Regions from separate parts of the Homo sapiens genome. Here region 2 is linked to region 1. The links are chromatin loops, found by intact Hi-C in ENCODE. Cell type or tissue: mammary epithelial cell. All regions are shown on one strand. Links, peaks and the distances in the headings refer to the core of each region. The heading gives the core; the rest is flanking DNA.

Region 1 (8,513 bases), core at 290-8,289:
TCAGAATGTAGAAATAGAGAGGGTATGTGTAAAACTTTCATGCAATTTTTCTGTAAACCCAAAACTGCTCTAAAAAATAGAGTCTATTAACACATCTTTTTAAATCCAGATTTCCAGCTTCTTTTGAAGTGTCAGAAGAGTTGGTTACACTAAACCTATGTGAAACTTGGGAGCAGATGATACTCTCTGGTCTCTATAATCTCACAGCTGGCCTGCTTCACTTTTATACCTAATGCCTGTAGGCCCATAGTAGATTAAAAATGGCCATAGAATCTTTGCAACCCCTCCCATTAAGAGCTGGAGCCCTTGAATCTAGGCTGACCTTTACCCTTTGACTTATTTTGGCCAATAGAATGTGGAGGAAGTGACATCATGTGCCTTCCCAGGCCCAGGCCACAATGCCTCACAGCTTTCTCTCTCATTCTCTTGGAACCCAGTCACCATGTAAAGAAGCCTGTTGTAGCCTCCTTAAAGATGACGGATTACTGGAGAGAGAAGCCCAGCTATCTCTCTCAGCGCAGCTCAGCATTGGGACCACCAGTCAGTTGAATGCAGCCACCTGGGTTAGTCAGGCAAGACCAGCCAAAGCTTCCCAGACAACCTATAGATTCATGATAAATATCACATTGTGATTATTGGAACCCAGTGAGTTTAGGGTGGTTTAATATGCAGTGATAGTAAACTGACACAAGTCCTGTGAGTTTGTGACCGCGGAGTCATGGGCAGCTGTCTTGGGATGGGGCTGAGCTGTCTGCATGAATAGAAAGGTATGGAAGAGTCTCACTATAGTATAGTGCAGCATGGAGACTAGCCTCTCGGTTTTCAGAATCTTCTTGGAAAGAAAACAACTTGTAACTGAGATTCTAAGAAATTTGGGAAACAAAATTTATGGCTAATGGCTGAGGCAAACAAGAAAGGTGGCTCAAATATTGGAATGGAAAGCAGGAAACCCTAGGTTTTAGTTCTGGCATCGACATTGCCTGGCTGATGATACTGGTCTCTGGACCTGAGCATGCCCACTACCACCATCTTCCACTGTCTCTGGTGGAAGAAATGGGGCTGATCCACCTCCAAGGATGAGGGTCGTTCAATGGGTGCTTACTGAGGGCTGCAGAAATAAATCATTCTCTCCTTCCACAGTGACCAGTGGGGCATCATGCCAACTCCTTTCTGGGAGAGAGTGATTTTAAAGGAGGAAGTAAACAAATGCTGAGAAAGAAGTCAGGGAATGCCCCACCAGGGACATAACATGCTGCAGTAATTTCCCCAAATTAGAAACTACTAGGTAAATGCCTTCTTTAGACCACAAAGATTGAAAGATTGAAAGAAAGCTAGGAGGGCTGGGATGATTACTGCAATGATGGAACCCAACCTTGGAGTTCTCTCTGCCTAAGTGGTCCCCACCCCTAAAAAATAACTAACTGCTCAGTAGCCTCATAAATAAAACTAATTTTTCTCGTCCTTCTGTCTTAACACACACGCTCATGCATTTCCAAGTTATTTCTGGTGACCTAAAAGACGCACGCATGCCAAACGCCTGCAGATTCTGCCAGAGTCAACCTTCTTCTCCTGTCTTAGTGGCCAGAGAACAGTCCCTGGAATTCAAAGGATAAACAAGGCCTGCGTCCAGACAGAGTTGTTTCTCTGAAACATTGCTGGCTTCTTCTGAGTTTGATTCAGCTGTTCTCTGATGAAATTCAGGGAAAACTTGCCTTCAGAGATATCTCTCAAATTTTACTAATCTTCCACTTTAGTTGGTCAACATTCATTCCACAAATGTCAATTGAACTCCTACTGTGGGCCTGGTGGTGGTCTGAGTGCTGAAGATACAGTGATTTAAAAATATTAAAAAAAAAAAAAGAGTTTCTGCTTTCATGGATTTTATATTCTAGTGGAGACAGGAGATAAATCAGTGTTTAACACAGTATGTCACACAGTATATTGAGAAGTCCCAGGGAGAAAACTAATGGAGAACCAAGGAGATAGGGATTTGGAGGAGAAGGAGGCAAGTGACTTTAGCTCTCTGTACCTCAGTTTTCTCATCTGTAAAATAGTGTGATCATAACCTCCTCAAATAGGTGGCATGAAAATTAAGATCATCTTTTACTTACGTATTTTAGTACTGTGTATGGCAATTAATAGTATTATTTTGGAGGGCTCCCCCCACAAACTGTCCTTACTTTTTCTCCAGTCCCTCAGCCATGGTATGTATTTTTCCTGTGCAGAGAAATGTCCCAGGCTGTCCCACTCACCTTCCCCCACCAGCCTCCTACCTTGAATCTGAGACTGGAGCTATAACTCAGTCCAGGCTTTAAGTGATCAGTGAAGAGGAGGAAGGAACTTCTGCTGTAGAGGCAGGTGCTACCCCTCCTTAAAGCAAGACCAGCTAGGGTAGACACGCCACACCCTGTTCCTGAAAGATTTGGAAACCTCTGAATCCCACAGGGTACCTGATAATTGTGTGCATAGCTGTTATTTATTGAGACCAAATGAATGGCAAAATGAATAATATGCATTAGACAAGTGATAATTCATAGCATTTTTTTTTTTAAAAAGCAATTTTACCATCCCCATGCTATTTTATGCCAAAGGGTTACACCCAAACAGGCTGCTATGCTTTTACTAGAATTGTCTCTATTTGTCATCCTTTGGAATGTGGGGCTTTGAAAGAGGAAGTTTTCCTCTGTGGCTGGATCAACTTTTTGTGGAGAAGGATCTTTCCTTTTAGATGGAGAATTCTGTTTCTCACCCACCTCCAAGCAGAAAAGATCTCTTCAGACCGATTTGCCTGAAAAGTTGGTGACATTCCCCACCTTTGGAAATAACCTGAACGCCTCATTGTTTTCAAAAGGATTCATTTGCCCCTCCTTGCTCCCCACAGTGCCCTTGGGGATTCCAGCTTACTTACTCGTTCATTGTTGTTTCTTGGACATGCCAGATACCCTCCCTCTGTCACCTCAGGCTCCTGGGCTGTGGAGGCCACAGCTCTGCCCTGTAACTAGGCCACGTTTCCTTGACATTTTCAGTTTGTTACTGGTGTGACCCATTTTCTGAGTGGCTTCATGTCCACTTTTCTCTTTCCCTAAGCAAGATCTCACTCATCAATCGGGAGCCCAGCTGGGCTTCCCTTGGTTGAGGGTGGAAATTCCTGCCTTCATCCAATTTTTATGAGATAAATGTGTTGGTTATTAGTGGTGGTTCTTCTTTTTTAAAATATAAAAATTGCTTGAGACAGACCTCACACTTGGTGACCCAGCAGGGTTTCTTTCCCAAGCACCAGGGACCCATCGGTGGCACTTGGATCTCTACAGCCTGTCAGCAGAGGGGGTATGGGAGGAGGTAAGGGCAGAGCGCCGTTTGAATGCCTAGCCACATCCCTGTTTTCCAGCAGAGTGGAAATCACAAATGGAAAAATGTTTTCCTTTACACATATTGTTCTGTTCTTTTCTCCTGTACAAGCTAAAATCATATAAAGGGTCTGTATTTTTTCTATAAACTTATAAATCTTGCTAAATAACCTAAAACAGTTTCCAAAAATTGCCCTGACATACACAGTACATGCTTAAAGCTTTGGAGTTTAATTAAAGGTATGAATGACTGAATTTCATTTTGAATTTAGCTGCCCTCAAATGCCTTATGACACTGTATTTTATTTGTGTAAGTGTTAGGCATTTTAAATCTCAAATTTTTGGTAGAATATTTGGGAAGGAAATAGGCTTAAGATTTCGCATGGCTTTTTCAACATTGTTATGCCTGTGAGGGAACTTTGAAGGAAATCTAAAGTGTTATTTTTCTTATTTAGGATTAGATTAGAATTGTTTCTACCTCTGTGTATTTAATCTGAGGGATCTTATTCGTAGATTCAGATTCTAAATTGGGTAAATTAAAAGTACATTAGAGTTCAAGTACTGCTTTTGAAACCTTTTTTAGTCAATCTGGAAAGCAGATGCTTACTTAGCTAGGAAAGCATTCCTAGTTGGAAACAGCCTTAGAATCTTGTTTTTAACTCCTTCTCTGCATTAGGGATCTGGAAAGCCAGGCAGGATCAACCATAGGCTTCATTTGGTCTCTGTTACACTGGTCTTCCAAGGCAGACCCTTAGCTCTGTGCACTGGTTCTCAGAGTGTGGTCCTGGGACCAGCATCATTGGTGTTACCTGGGAGCCTGTTAGATCTACAGAATCTCAGGCCTCACCCTAGACCTATAGGATCAGCATATTCTGGAAGGAGGGCCCTGCAATCTGTGTTTTACCAAACCCTGCAGATGATTCTGATACATGCTCAAGTCTGAGAGCCATAGTGCATAGTGATCTAGTGCGTTAAGCTCATGGACTTCCACCAGAATAAAATCAGGACTTACCTCAGTGTAAAGCTCTCAGGGCCAAGCCTGTGTCATCACCAGCACCCTATGATTGTCTGTGCAGTGATGACAGTACTGGGGCTTAACTGAGCTCTGCCCGTGGCCTTTGGGATCAGTCACAGCTTATATAGCTGAGGAGGGATGGGTTTGCTTTTCACAGGAACCTATTAGCTCACCAGGGCTGCACTTTCCATCTCCCCCCAAAAGCCCAGTCAGCTGCTTCGCAAATGCGTGCCTGTTGGTTACAAATCAAGACAGGGTGGGTGCATCAATTAATCAAGCCAGTAGATGTTTTTATTGTTTATCTATTGTGTGTGTAACATGAAAAGATCAAGATGCTGGTATTGACAGAAAAATAGCTCTCAGGCTATGTGATACTGAAGGTGATGGATGAGCATCGGCGTGGACAGATTAGAGATGTCTAAATCAGCATTTCCCAAACTGGTACAGGAAGGGAAGGGGGCAAGAGCTGCTTTGGACTAAGTTCAACACATTCTTTCTTTTTTTTTTTTTTTTTTTCTCGAGACAGAGTCTCACTCTGTCATCCAGGCTGGAGGTCAGTGGTGTAATCTTAGCCCACTGCAACCTCCACATCCTGGGTTCAAGCAATTCTCCCACCTCAGCCTCCCAAGTAGCTGGGACTACAGGTGCACACCTCCACATCCAGCTAATTTTTATATGTTTTGGCAGAGACAGCGTTTCACCATGTTGGCCAGGCTGGTCTTGAACTCCTGACCTCAAGTGATCCACCTGCCTCAGCCTCCCAAAATGCTGGGACTACAGGCGTGAGCCACCATGCCTGGCCAGTTCAACAAATTATTGACTAGAGAACTTCTGAGCCTTTAATATGTCCATCTTGAAGGGGCATCTCTTACGCTACATTTCCTAAATACGTTGACCATAGTACATGATTTCTACAGCACTTCTCTTAAGCCTCTTGAAAGAGCATTCCATGGTTTGGGAAATGCTATTCTAAATCGACATTCTACTTTTGAGGGGGGAAAATGTATTTCTCATAATGGATGGCATTACTATGGTAGAGATCCTTTCAGAGAACAGAGATTTTGTTTATATATAAGTGTATGGCCACAAATAGCTTTCCGAAGACTGAAATGGGTTATAGGGTTATATCACGTGAAAAGCATTGGTAAGCTTTAGAATCTGGGGCAGGGCAAAGCCTGTGTGGCCTGATTGTGGATCTACCAGGGTCAAGCCTCAGCTCTGCCATTTCCTAACTGTGTAAACTTGGGAAAGTTATTTGCTATCTCTAAGCTAAACCTCTTCAGTGAAATGGTAGCAATAATAATAATACCTACTTTCAAGGTTATAAGATAATGCCTTCCTAACACTTAGTAAATGGCCTCGTTCAGAGTATCAATCAATAAAACCAATCAATAAAAATTGGTTTCTACTATTATTTTTATTCCTTCTTCTTATTTGCTCTCAGACTGCTCCCCCTACCAATGAACAAACCCCTAGTGTTGATTTCTTTCCGTGGTGGCAGTGGATGGACACTCAATGTTTACTTTTGTTTATTTGTTTGATCCTGATGTAACATAAAGCAACCCAGATTAAAAACATTGATATAATTTTAAAAAGGAATTAAAATACCCCAAATTAAATTAACTATAAATAATAAAATACACTGAAATCAATAGAAGTGCTCCTCTTCCAAGACAGGCATCGAACTGTTTACACAAAGAGCGTTGGTCAAAGCCCCCTACCCTATTGTTCCTCCGTTGGGTGGAGCCAACTGGAAACTACGCTGATTAGGCTAGAAACTAATTGCAATCTCAACTCTCCACTGGGGAAGAATTTAGCCTCAGGAATTCCTCTCCAGCCTAGGACTCTGTGTTGATTTGACTGTCATTATGGCAAAAGGGAAAAGAGCTTCTGAAAAAAAAATTATCTGGAAATGTAGCATCTTAGTCATTCACTGCATTTGCACTATCAAATTCTCTTCTAATATCTATCACCTTCCTTCACAAGGAAGCAGTGGAGTTCTCACTAAGACATTGCTTTAATGTTCCTTCTAATATTCTTTATGAAGTAAAGGCAGCTGGTGATGGGGCTATTCCCTGGCTGTTGTCAAAAATACTCAGAAAAGGGATAAAATAGCTGCATTACAGACTACCCTATTACCTCTTGTTGCCCTATACAGGAGAAGCCTTGTCTTCAGGGAAAACCAAGATGTTATTGTCCACAAACAAACAAACAAACAAAGGCAAAGGTGTTCATTCAAGGTTGATGTATTAGGATCCTAAGAAGAAACTTTGGTGCATTCAAAATAACATAACTCAAGGAGGGTTTATTAACAAAAGAGTTGGTGCCGAGGAATCACAAGAGATAGTAGAGTAAGCCAGGGCTAGCAGCTGCTGCCCAGTCACCACCCTTAGCTGAGAGAACATGAGAGGAAAGTGGTACAGGAACCCAGAAGGATATATGAGTTGGTGTCTTGACAGGAGCAGTGACCTTCAGTCAAGGGACACAGCCAGACCTTTCAGAAATGGAATAAATGCCTTGGCCGTCTCCTTCCCCCTGCTAGTCTAAAGAGCTCCCCATTGGTGAACCCAACAGGAAGCCCGAGGTTGCAAAAGCCCTGTTGAAGAAATCCATGCTGGTTAGATCCCAGAGAAGAGATCAGGGTAAAGATTGTGTCTGGAGAGGCAAATTAATGATGTCCAAAGAGTGGAAACAGCAGGAATAGCTATCAATAAAGGACGGCCTAAATAAATAGTAGAGTTGAGTACTATCCAGTACAACAGAGGAATTAGGTAGTTCTGTATGTGCTGGTCTAGAGCTGCCTTCAAAGGCACATTAAAGGGGGAAAAAATGGTGCAGGACAGTGTGCAGCTGTGACTCTCAGTCCAGATGGCACATCAGCACCACATGGGGAGCCTAAAATAAAAATTACCAACATCTAGGCCCCTTCCCTGGAGCCTCAGAGTTAACTGATCTGATGTAGGGTCTGAGTGGTGGTATGTTTCTGAAGCCTCCCAAGTGATTTTGATATGCATCTAGATTTGAAAACCATCAGTGTACATTATATGATACTATTTTATATAAGAATCCAGGGATATAGACACAGGATTTATAGACACACATGGGTGGGTGTAATATCTGTAATATTTCTGGGAAGATACAGGGGAATGAATCTGTGTGGTTTTCCCTGAAGGAGGCAGATGGGATGGTGATCTGTGGCGGAAGGAACACTGCCTTTTCATTTTAACACTACCCTCTTGTGGTATGGGATTTTTTTTTTTTTTACATGTGTGTGCATTGATTGTTTAGCTTCAAAAACTCAGAAATACATTTGCTTGGTTTTGAAATGACCATTCATTCATTCTCTTAAAGCTTTGGAACATGTCTTAGTGAGAAAAGATTTTTCTTTTTTTTTTTTTTTTTGAGACGGAGTCTCGCTCTGTCACCCAGGCTGGAGTGCAGTGGTGCAATCTCGGCTCACTGCAAGCTCTGCCTCCTGGGTTCACACCATTCTCCTGCCTCAGCCTCCTGAATAGCTGGGACTACAGGTGCCCGCCACCACACCTTGCTAATTTTTTTTATTTTTAGTAGAGATGGAGTTTCACCGTGTTAGCCAGGATGGTCTCAATCTCCTGACCTCACGATCCACCTGCCTCAGCCTCCCAAAGTGCTGGGATTACAGGCATGAGCCACCATGCCTGGCCAAGATTTTTCTTTTTAACCTTAAACTTTTTTGTGTTACCTCAATAGCTAGGAGTCTAAATGAGATGCTATTTGACAGAAGAGTAAGGCCTTTACCAAGAAGTTGTTGCTTTTGGTGGTTTTTTTTTCTTTCTTTTTTTTTCTTTTTAGACAGGGTCTCACTCTGTTTCCCAGGCTGAGTTCAGTGGTGCAATCACAGCTCACTGCAGCCTCAACCTCTTAGGCTCAAGCGATCCTTCCACCTTAGCTCCTGAGTAGCTGGATAGTCCCAGGCATGTGCCACCATACCCAGCTAATTTTTTATTTTTTGTAGAGATGGGGTCTTGCTATGTCGCCCAGGCTAGTCCCCTGGATGCAAGAGATCCTCCCACCTCGGCATCCCAAAGTGCTGGGATTACAGGTGTGAGTCATTGTGCCTGGCCTGGTATATTTTAAGTGAAAATGAAATTAAGGCCATTGGTCATTGAATC
Region 2 (8,513 bases), core at 296-8,295, 71 kb after region 1:
TATAGGCCATTGTGATTCAGGAAGAAACCCAAGGTTGGAGGGTGGGATGAGTACCCTCTGAAAAAGGGAATTTGCTGGTGAAAAGAGGCTGGATCTTGTGGAAGACTGTCTTGGATGGGGAAGTACTACCTGGAGATTTCAAATTCACTTGGCCTGCAAACAACAGAGTTATCCGTATCTTCCACATGTGAATGTCATTGCAAGGGTGACTCTAGACAAACTACAAACCGATGGACCGTCAAGCTCCCCAGGAGCCCCTTGGATGGCAGCGTTGCTTCAGAGTGTTTCCTGTTTCTGGAATTCCTTGTTAGGGAACTTTAAAGAAGAAAAGAAAAACTTGAATTGTGTTGAATTACTGTATCTTTTACTTTTTTTTTTTTGAAAAGATAAACTTGTAAATAGAGTGATTTGAAATACTATATGGCAAAGTTTTATATTTGATATTCTTTAAGTTAGTTGCTCACACACTTAGGCTTTGATTGCTGAAGAAGTATGTTTAAGAGGGAGAGAGGGGAGGCAAAGCTGAAGAGAGTCAAGGTCACTGTCCCCGCTTCGGCCTGAAGGAAAGAGAAGACATTTCTATGGCCTTGCTCTCTGCTGTCCTGTTGGTGGGCACGACACATCAGTGGTGTTCAGTCTTTATGTGTTTTTAAGCATCCCTTGGGCTTTGGATTTGGAGATGGGAAGAGCATCTCCAGGCAATGAGTTTTTCAAAGAATGCCTACTTAGTAGTAAGATGAAGCTCAGGATTTAAATAAGTGGGGTCAGGCATTCGAGTTTTTGTCTTTCTTCTCAGGTGTATTTCTTGGTACCCCCAAGATATCAGGCCAGAAAGAGATGAGTCAGTTGCTGTGCTCTTTACTTCTTTTTCTCCACATCTTCTGAGGCTTTAGAAATGTGGACAAGCTAGTTTTCAAATTTTGTGTGCGTCTGTAAGTTCTTAAAGAACCAGCTTCTTAGAATGTTCAGTTCTCAATGTGCTGCTGCTTTCCCTTCTCCTAAACATTTTAAAACTCTTCCCTTTCACCTCCAATTCCCGTGATCCCAAAAGAAGAGGAAGACTCCAGGAGGGGTATAGATTGTGCCGTCATAGCTTTACAGGTGGTTTTAAAGTTAACAGGGGTTTGTCATGGTGATTCACTACTCAGTTTATCAGCTCAAGGATTATACAGCTCTTTTCCGGGAACTCACCCAGGAGCAAGCGAGACACTACCATTGAATCAGGGAATGAGAATTAAGAATGGACAGGACCAAGACAGAACTCAAGAAAGCCACTGGGGAAAACTCGAGAAGAAAGGGAGTATACTAGTAGGTTAGATCTGTGAACCTGAGGACAAGAAGACCTTGGGAAATGGAGGCCTCAGGGGATGTGCATTCACATACTATTACGCTTCTCAAAGAGAGACCAACATCATGCTTTTAACACATTTGATGAGGTTTTTTATTTGTGTTTTTGTTTGTTTTTTGAGATGGAGTCTCACTCTGTGGCCCAGGCTGGAGTGCAGTGGCGCAATCTTGGCTCACTGCAACCTCCACCTCCCAGGTTCAAGTGATTCTCCTGTCTCAGCCTCCCAAGTAGCTGGGACTACAGGCATGAGCCATCACACCCAGCTAGTTTTTTGTATTTTTAGTAAAGATGGGGTTTTGCCATGTTTGCCAGGCTGATCTCGAACTCCTGACCTCAAGTGATCTGCCCACTTCAGACCCCCAAAGTGCTGGGATTCCAGGTGTGAGCCGCTGCGGCCGACCACATTTGATGTTTGAAGTTGTAATCTGTCCCATCATAAACTTACCTGGAGCTCATGTGGAGGAACAGAAGGCCAAGATCCTTGCTTTGGGGGTGCCTCACGAAGCATCCCTGTAGACATTTGGCCCCAGCTTCACTGCTTGGAAGCATGTCCCTCCCTCTTGAGTTGGCTCTGATTTGAAATCGGGAGAAACAGAGCTGCTGCCAATGGGATCTTTTAGGTAACTCCCTCCCTAGCTTCCGTGTGTCTGTGCAGTGCCCATGAGCTGCTGCCAATGGGATCTTTCAGGTACCCCCTCCCCAGCTTCCCTGTGGCTGTGCGGTGCCCTTGACAGATGGCTTCTCTGTTTCCCTTTGCCCAGCCAGGCTCCCCTCCTTCCTATTAGCTACAAAACTGGATAAACTTCAGAATATGAGCCAATGAGTAGGAAGGAACTTGAAGACTAAAGATTTTACTCTCTCCCCTATCCATGCCCCCTACCTCTGACTCTCTCTGTGTGAACAGGAAACTTTAGGGCAGATGAGGAGAATGAATTGGTTATCAGAGTGGAAGACCATGGCCCAGGATCCCTGAGCTTTCCCAGTAGCCTCCAGTTTCCTTTGTAAGACCCAGGGATCACTTAGCCATAGCCTGAATCTTTTAGGGGTATTAAGGTCAGCCTCTCACTCTTCCTTCAGGTTACTAACAAAATTTCGTAGCTAAAGAATGCCATGGCCGGGTGCAGTGGCTCACGCCTATAATCCCAGCACTTTGGGAGGCCGAGGCGGGCGGATCACGAGGTCAGGAGATTGAGACCATCCTGGCTACGACGGTGAAACCCCGTCTCTACTAAAAATACAAAAAATTAGCCGGGTGTGGTGGCGGGCGCCTGTAGTCCCAGCTACTCTGGAGGCTGAGGCAGGAGAATGGCATGAACCCAGGAGGCAGAGATTGCAGTGAGCCAAGATCACGCCCCTGCACTCCAGCCTGGGTGACAGAGCCAGACTCCGTCTCAAAGGAAAAAAAAAAAAAAAAAAAAAGAATGCCATGCCAGGAGAAGACAGCTGGTTTCAAATCCCTGCCCCCAGGCAAGTAAAACCCTGACTTGCTCAAGACAGAAGATCTTTTCTCCTGTTTTTCAAAATAAACATATATAGGGATGGACCCTGTGCATTGTGGCCTGCCTTGGTGTCCTAGAATTGGAGCCAGTCTTTAGCTTAATGTCTGAAGTATTTATACGGCCAATATGTGTTTTCTTATGTCAGACCACACTGTCTTTTTGAATATCAGTTCATTTCCTCTCACCGAGTGCTTTTCGGTGAGAGGCAAAGAGAAAGAATGAACAATCAAGTATTGACAGACTGGCATTAGCAGGACAGAGCCATACTAGTGACAAGGGCATCCCAAGGCACTTGCCCAGAGCTGCAGAGTTGTGTGTGCCATACCTGCGGCTCAAAGGGAAGGCCTTCTATCCCCTGAGTTTCTATCAGCTGAAAATGGCAACTGCTGTCTCAGTAAAAGCTCTGTCTTGACTGCAGAGGCTCCAAAAGCATTCACAGTTGAGGGGGAGAAAGACAGAAAGAAGAAGCCAAAGATAACCTGATCCCTGCCTGTCTGTTGGCACCTGTCATCCTCTGGCTTCTGCTCCCAAAAGCAAGTCTGGATGACTGAGTTTTGTGGACATGGCACTCCCGGAGACAGCAGTGGCCACCATGGCACCCAGAGTTTGCCCAAGTACTGAATGTTTTGTGAGCAACCATGTTCCCCAAGTAGGTAGCCAGCGCTGCAGAAACCAAACAGCCTCTTAGCTACCTGACTTTAAAAGGAATGACCTAGGTGTTCTGCCAAAGGAGTTATCTATCATCTCTGGCAAACTTGACAATCATCACTTACCTCGACAACCCTGCCCCACATCACTTTATAAAGTCAGCAGGATGTCTTCTCACCCACCCTGTGCTGGTGTCTAACAAATTTATCTTGTCATGCTCAAATGTGTTTGGCAGCCACACCGATCGGCTGGGTGCTGAACCGCCTCTCTGTAATTGTAGCATCAAAATGACAACAGCAGCAGAGCAGCGAATCTTGCACAGCCCCACAGCATGCCTGAGACAAGACTCCAACAAGTAATAATTAGCTTTTTTTCTCCTGCCGCCTACAGTACCTGTCTAACTAAAGAGCTTCCCAAAGTGGAGGGAAAGGCCATAGAATCCAGGTGTCATTCAGAGCCAGTCCTTGCTGAAATGTGGTCTTCCAGTGGAAGCACCTGTATTATTGAGAGGAAAAAGTGTTGGATGCAAAGTAACACCAGGACTAGAGAGAAAGAGAAAGGTGAACCATCCTAAGGAGCTTTGGATACTTTTTTAGAAGGATAAATATTATGCTTACTGAGGAGAAAAAAAAAAGCGATCACAGAAAAATTTCACAGCTAATATTTTTACAAAAGTTGTGCCAGACATTACAGAGTGAAAACGTCTCTCAAGGTGGAATGCTTTAGAGAGCAAAGGCTTAGCATAGACCTAGACCCTTGTGTGGGTATGACATGACATGACATGTCCATGTCAAAATTCACTTTAGTCAGAACCAGAGTATTGATAAACAAAATGTCAGTTACCTGGAGCAGTCCTGGAGAGGTTAAGACATTCTATACTGTTCTACGTCAACCATTTCTACAAAGTTGTCCAGACACCTAAAAGCAGCTTTCTTGGTTATCCAGATGCCAGAATCAACCTTGTATCTGACAATGCACATCTGTTGATTCTAAAGTATATTTATGTGTGTGTGTATGTGTGTGTATACAGCACATATTTACATCTATGAAGACATAGACACTTACAGAGACCCACATGAGCTGGCACTTTCTGAGCCTTTACAGCCTTTAAGACTCGGAGGTTGAGAATTAGAGACACAAGAGAGGCTGTGGATGGCCTATTAAAATGATTAAAGATGTAAATTCAGTGCCATTTTAAAACTGTTCATATTTATCAAACAATTACTGTCTACAGCTACATTTTTTGTTAACTTACTTAAAGTCATGTCGCAAGAAAGATCAAACCCATGAATGCTTAGTAGCTAAGGCTAGTGTTCAAAAGCACTCTAAAAGACATTTTGTCCACATTTTGGAAAAGAAAATATTTGCATGTTTAATTCATAATTTAGGCTATCTTTGAGTATACTGTAAAGTGCTGTGTGATATAATATCAATAAAGTACTTATTAAATGGCACTTTAATGTTTTCTTTTAAAATAACGCACTGTTCTAAACTTCAGTATTGACTATTGACTCGTGCATAGAATCCAATGCTGTAATTAGAAAGTAATCTGTGACTAGAATAGACCTTTGTCCCTGTTAGTAGCCCTGTTGCCATGTTCAGGCTTTTAAAAAATGCTTTTGTGTCACCAAATATATCTATAAAGAAAACAAAATTTCTGTTCAGAGGCCTCTGAAACTTGGCTTTCTTACATGTGGTTGGTTTATGTGACAATCCCTATGAAATGAGTGGACGTATGATTTTTGAATTAAATGACTTTTCCATTTGGTGGTATTTTCTTGAGTTTCTGATAGAGTTTGACTCAATACATGCTTTAATATGTCTTCAAATAAGCATATATACATGATGATCAAAGGTCACAAGTCTCGGCTCCTGCGGTTTTTGGTGACAACCACCGTGCTTATTTCTGATGAGCTCTGAGAAGCTTTGCTTTCCATTTAGGAAGAGGTCAGATGCTAGGAAACTTGAGAATTTGCTCCTCAGGCATATTAAACAATTGAGCCCGAAGAGTCATAGTCCACTTCACATTTCTAACGTTCTTCTCTTAGAATACATATTGTTTTATTCTTCCTAAATTTGACTTTCTAATCACCTATTTTCTGAAACCTCATGAACACAAGGATGGAATCATCAGAGCCAGAACACAGGCAATGCCCCCAGCACAGCTGGTTTGTAAGTCTGTTGTTTAGAGCTTGTTGCATGCTGTCCCAGGCCAAGCCAGATCACTGAGTCTTCGCATTCATCATGTCCCTTCCAGATACATTCTGAGTGGCAGCCTGGGACCCAGGCTTCCAGTGAGCTCCCAGCTTCTGCCACAAGCACAGAGGACTCCCTGATGGGCTCAGTGGAGGCGGCATGGGGAAGCCAGCGCTCTGGGGACTGAGGATGAGGCTTCTGGCTTCAGATGCTTGCCCTGGGAGGGGAGGAAGGGATGTGAAGCTCCCTTGGTCCTGGTTCTAAGGGGAGGGGGGCTATTTAAATGCGTGGGTCACATGTGAGCTGTCTGCTTGTCCTCATTTGCCACTTCGGGCACTCGTTTACCCCTGTGAACAGCACAGGCTGGCAGCAGCTGCTGCCCTCACTGAGTTGACAGCCTCCTCTGGAAAACTCCCCCAGCACCCAAAGCGTCCCACATGTGTGGGTCATCCTGTAACTAGGCGAGGCTTTCTGAGTATGGTGTACATCTATGTCTGATCCTTCATGGAGAGAATGAAATACGTGGTGTGTATTTTATCTTTGTCCTTGGCCTTTCCAATAGATTTCCCAATCACTTCAACTTTCATGCCTTCCTAGCAGAAGGTTTTAATTTTGTTTTGCTTTTAACAGCCACTCAGAGCAGAGCGCAAACTGTCACGTCCTGTGGTTTTGCTTGGTGTTTTTCACTCAGTTCTGACTGCATGATTAGTCCTAAGAGCACCTGGGTTAGAAGTGGATTTGATTGACAGTTGAAATTAGGTAAATGTTAGAGAGTGAGTGTGATGAGAGATTTTCTCAGACCCCAAACACGCTTGCTCATGAGAATTAAGTCATGGCTCTAATTTCTTATTTTCTCAGTTCTTTCCCAACCTCCACTCAGATACCACACTTCTCTCCTACCTGAATGTGTCAGTGTCATTGGCTTGCCCTGCTTTTAATAGCACCAAGCTAAGCTGCCACTAATTAACTATGCGGGGTTAGTCAGTGTTGGCTGACTGCAGCCTGCACAGCAGCCAAGGGAGGCTCTAACCTCCATGGTAACTGCTCGGGGTGGGTGAGGTTTGTCACATGGAGGAGCTTTGCATAACCATCCGCAGGGAAGGGGCATGCCCATGCCGGGATGCATCCTTCAGAAAGCCACCCTGCGGTACCCAGTCAACATCAGACAGTGAGGACCAAAGCCAGAAGGTTTTAAGTTGAAATGATCAACACGGAGACCCTCTGTATCCCACAGCACTTAGCAACTCCTGTCGCACTGTAAATCTGTCACGTCTCTTACGTCATTGGCTCCATGAAGCCTGCTGCAACTTCCTATTAGCTGAAAGCCAGGTAGCTTTGATGCCTTCCCCAGGCCAACCAGCAAATTAGTAAAAACGTGAGTCCATGGGTTCTTTCTTTAGGTGCCAAATCACATCTTACCCTCCAGGTCTTGTGCCCACCGTAAACTTGAAATATTTGTTCTGACACTGTGGCTGGATGTCCTTTTGGGATTTGTGGGTGGGGGTAGATTATTGGAAAGAATTATTAACTGTTTTTCTACCTTTTCTGAATCTTCGTGACAAAGAAAAGGAGTAGTCATGCTTGCCTCACCTGTGATGAGCAAGTTGAAATTATGGCCGTAGAGGATGGCCATCTTTCTGTTACACCTTTTCTCCTATCACACCATTTTTCTCCCTCATGTACTTTCTACCTATAATTAATTCATGATTTGTCATCAAATGTTTGAGGCCCATCTTGCTCTTAATAAACAGCTCAGTTAGGACAGAGACCAGGTCTTGTTCATCTCTGCCCAGTACCCAGCCCAGGGCTGGCATGCAGCAGGTGCTCATAGCCCCTGGGTGGGCTGACCAAGGGGAAAAAAAGTGGGGAAAGCACTGCACTAGAAGGCAGTTCCTCCTCCCTGTTTTACTCTACAGTTATAGTTGGAAGAAAGAAATTGCATGTTATTACACTTGGGTACTTGAACACAGGGTAACTTTGTGACCCTTGGCAAAACGCACCATTTGCTCACATACTGGGATTGGAGCTTGTGGGAGGAAGACCTCCCACCCTCCACTCAGGCACACACAGCCACATTCTTTCCCAGCCTCCTTGGCTGGTGCTGGGCACAAGAAACCATCTGGAGAAGCAGCTGACCAAGAGCCCGAGACCCTGTGCTGTCATCTGGGTTACTTAGGGGTTGTTTCATGAACCTTATGTGAAAAGGGCCTGCCTTCAAGCAAAACCACATCAGAATCACCCCCAAACATAAAAGAAGTATTCCTTTGTAAAGTCCCTTCACGGAAATTCCACACTGTCCCACAGGAGTTTGGTCTGATATCTAACACTCTCACTGAGGGAATTCTTTGGGTCTGACTGAAGTTTCCCATGTGGCAGCTTAAGTCCATTTCCGTTCTGTTTTTCCTTACAGTGGGGAGTAACTGGCCATGGCCCATTGAGAGCAATCACCCTCGATTTTTTATGTTTCCATTCAGCCATCAGTTATTGACCACCTCTTCCATGCCGGAGCTGCTACAACCAGGAAGTGTAAGACATGATCTCTGTCTTCAGGGAACTCAAAATTGGCTTCTGCCATAGGGAAATATACAAGGAACAGCGTTTGCCATGTGGTATGACCATACTAGCAGTGTGTGGCAGGTAGTGCAGTGCGATGAGGAAGAGGCATCCTTCCTACTGGGAAATAGGAACCAGAGAAAGTTTCACGGAAGAGGTGGCATTCAAGATGGACCTTGAAAGATAGAGAAGAGTTTCCCACTTAGGCAAATGGAGACATGTCCCAAGCAGAAGGACAGCAAGGATCAAGAATGAAGGGGGGAGAGAGA

Evidence for each region. A loop is a pair of places that touch in the nucleus more often than their neighbours do. Peaks named below come from ENCODE experiments on the same cell type or tissue, not always from the same donor. Only the 100,000 strongest peaks of a DNase experiment are listed, where the experiment ranks them.
Region 2: a loop joins it to region 1, with 7 times the contacts of the local background. A loop is called at or near these places in 3 of 110 quality-filtered maps.

Annotation. Positions count from the first base shown.
Region 1 is chr5:143,152,314-143,160,826 of GRCh38, forward strand. The region is part of intron 20 of ARHGAP26 (Rho GTPase activating protein 26); the gene reads left to right. Among named protein-coding and RNA genes, the nearest start is that of ARHGAP26-IT1, 36 kb to the right of the region's middle. In mammary epithelial cell, for the core only: a CTCF peak has its summit at 3,320; a DNase peak (open chromatin) is centred at 2,778; H3K27ac peaks cover 1,242 bases.
Region 2 is chr5:143,223,740-143,232,252 of GRCh38, forward strand. ARHGAP26 (Rho GTPase activating protein 26) reads left to right here. Exons shown (of 23, transcript NM_001135608.3): 23 at 1-5,268. Among named protein-coding and RNA genes, the nearest start is that of ARHGAP26-IT1, 35 kb to the left of the region's middle. RefSeq lists an enhancer at 5,830-5,889. In mammary epithelial cell, for the core only: no CTCF peak of the experiment used is centred there; no DNase peak of the experiment used is centred there.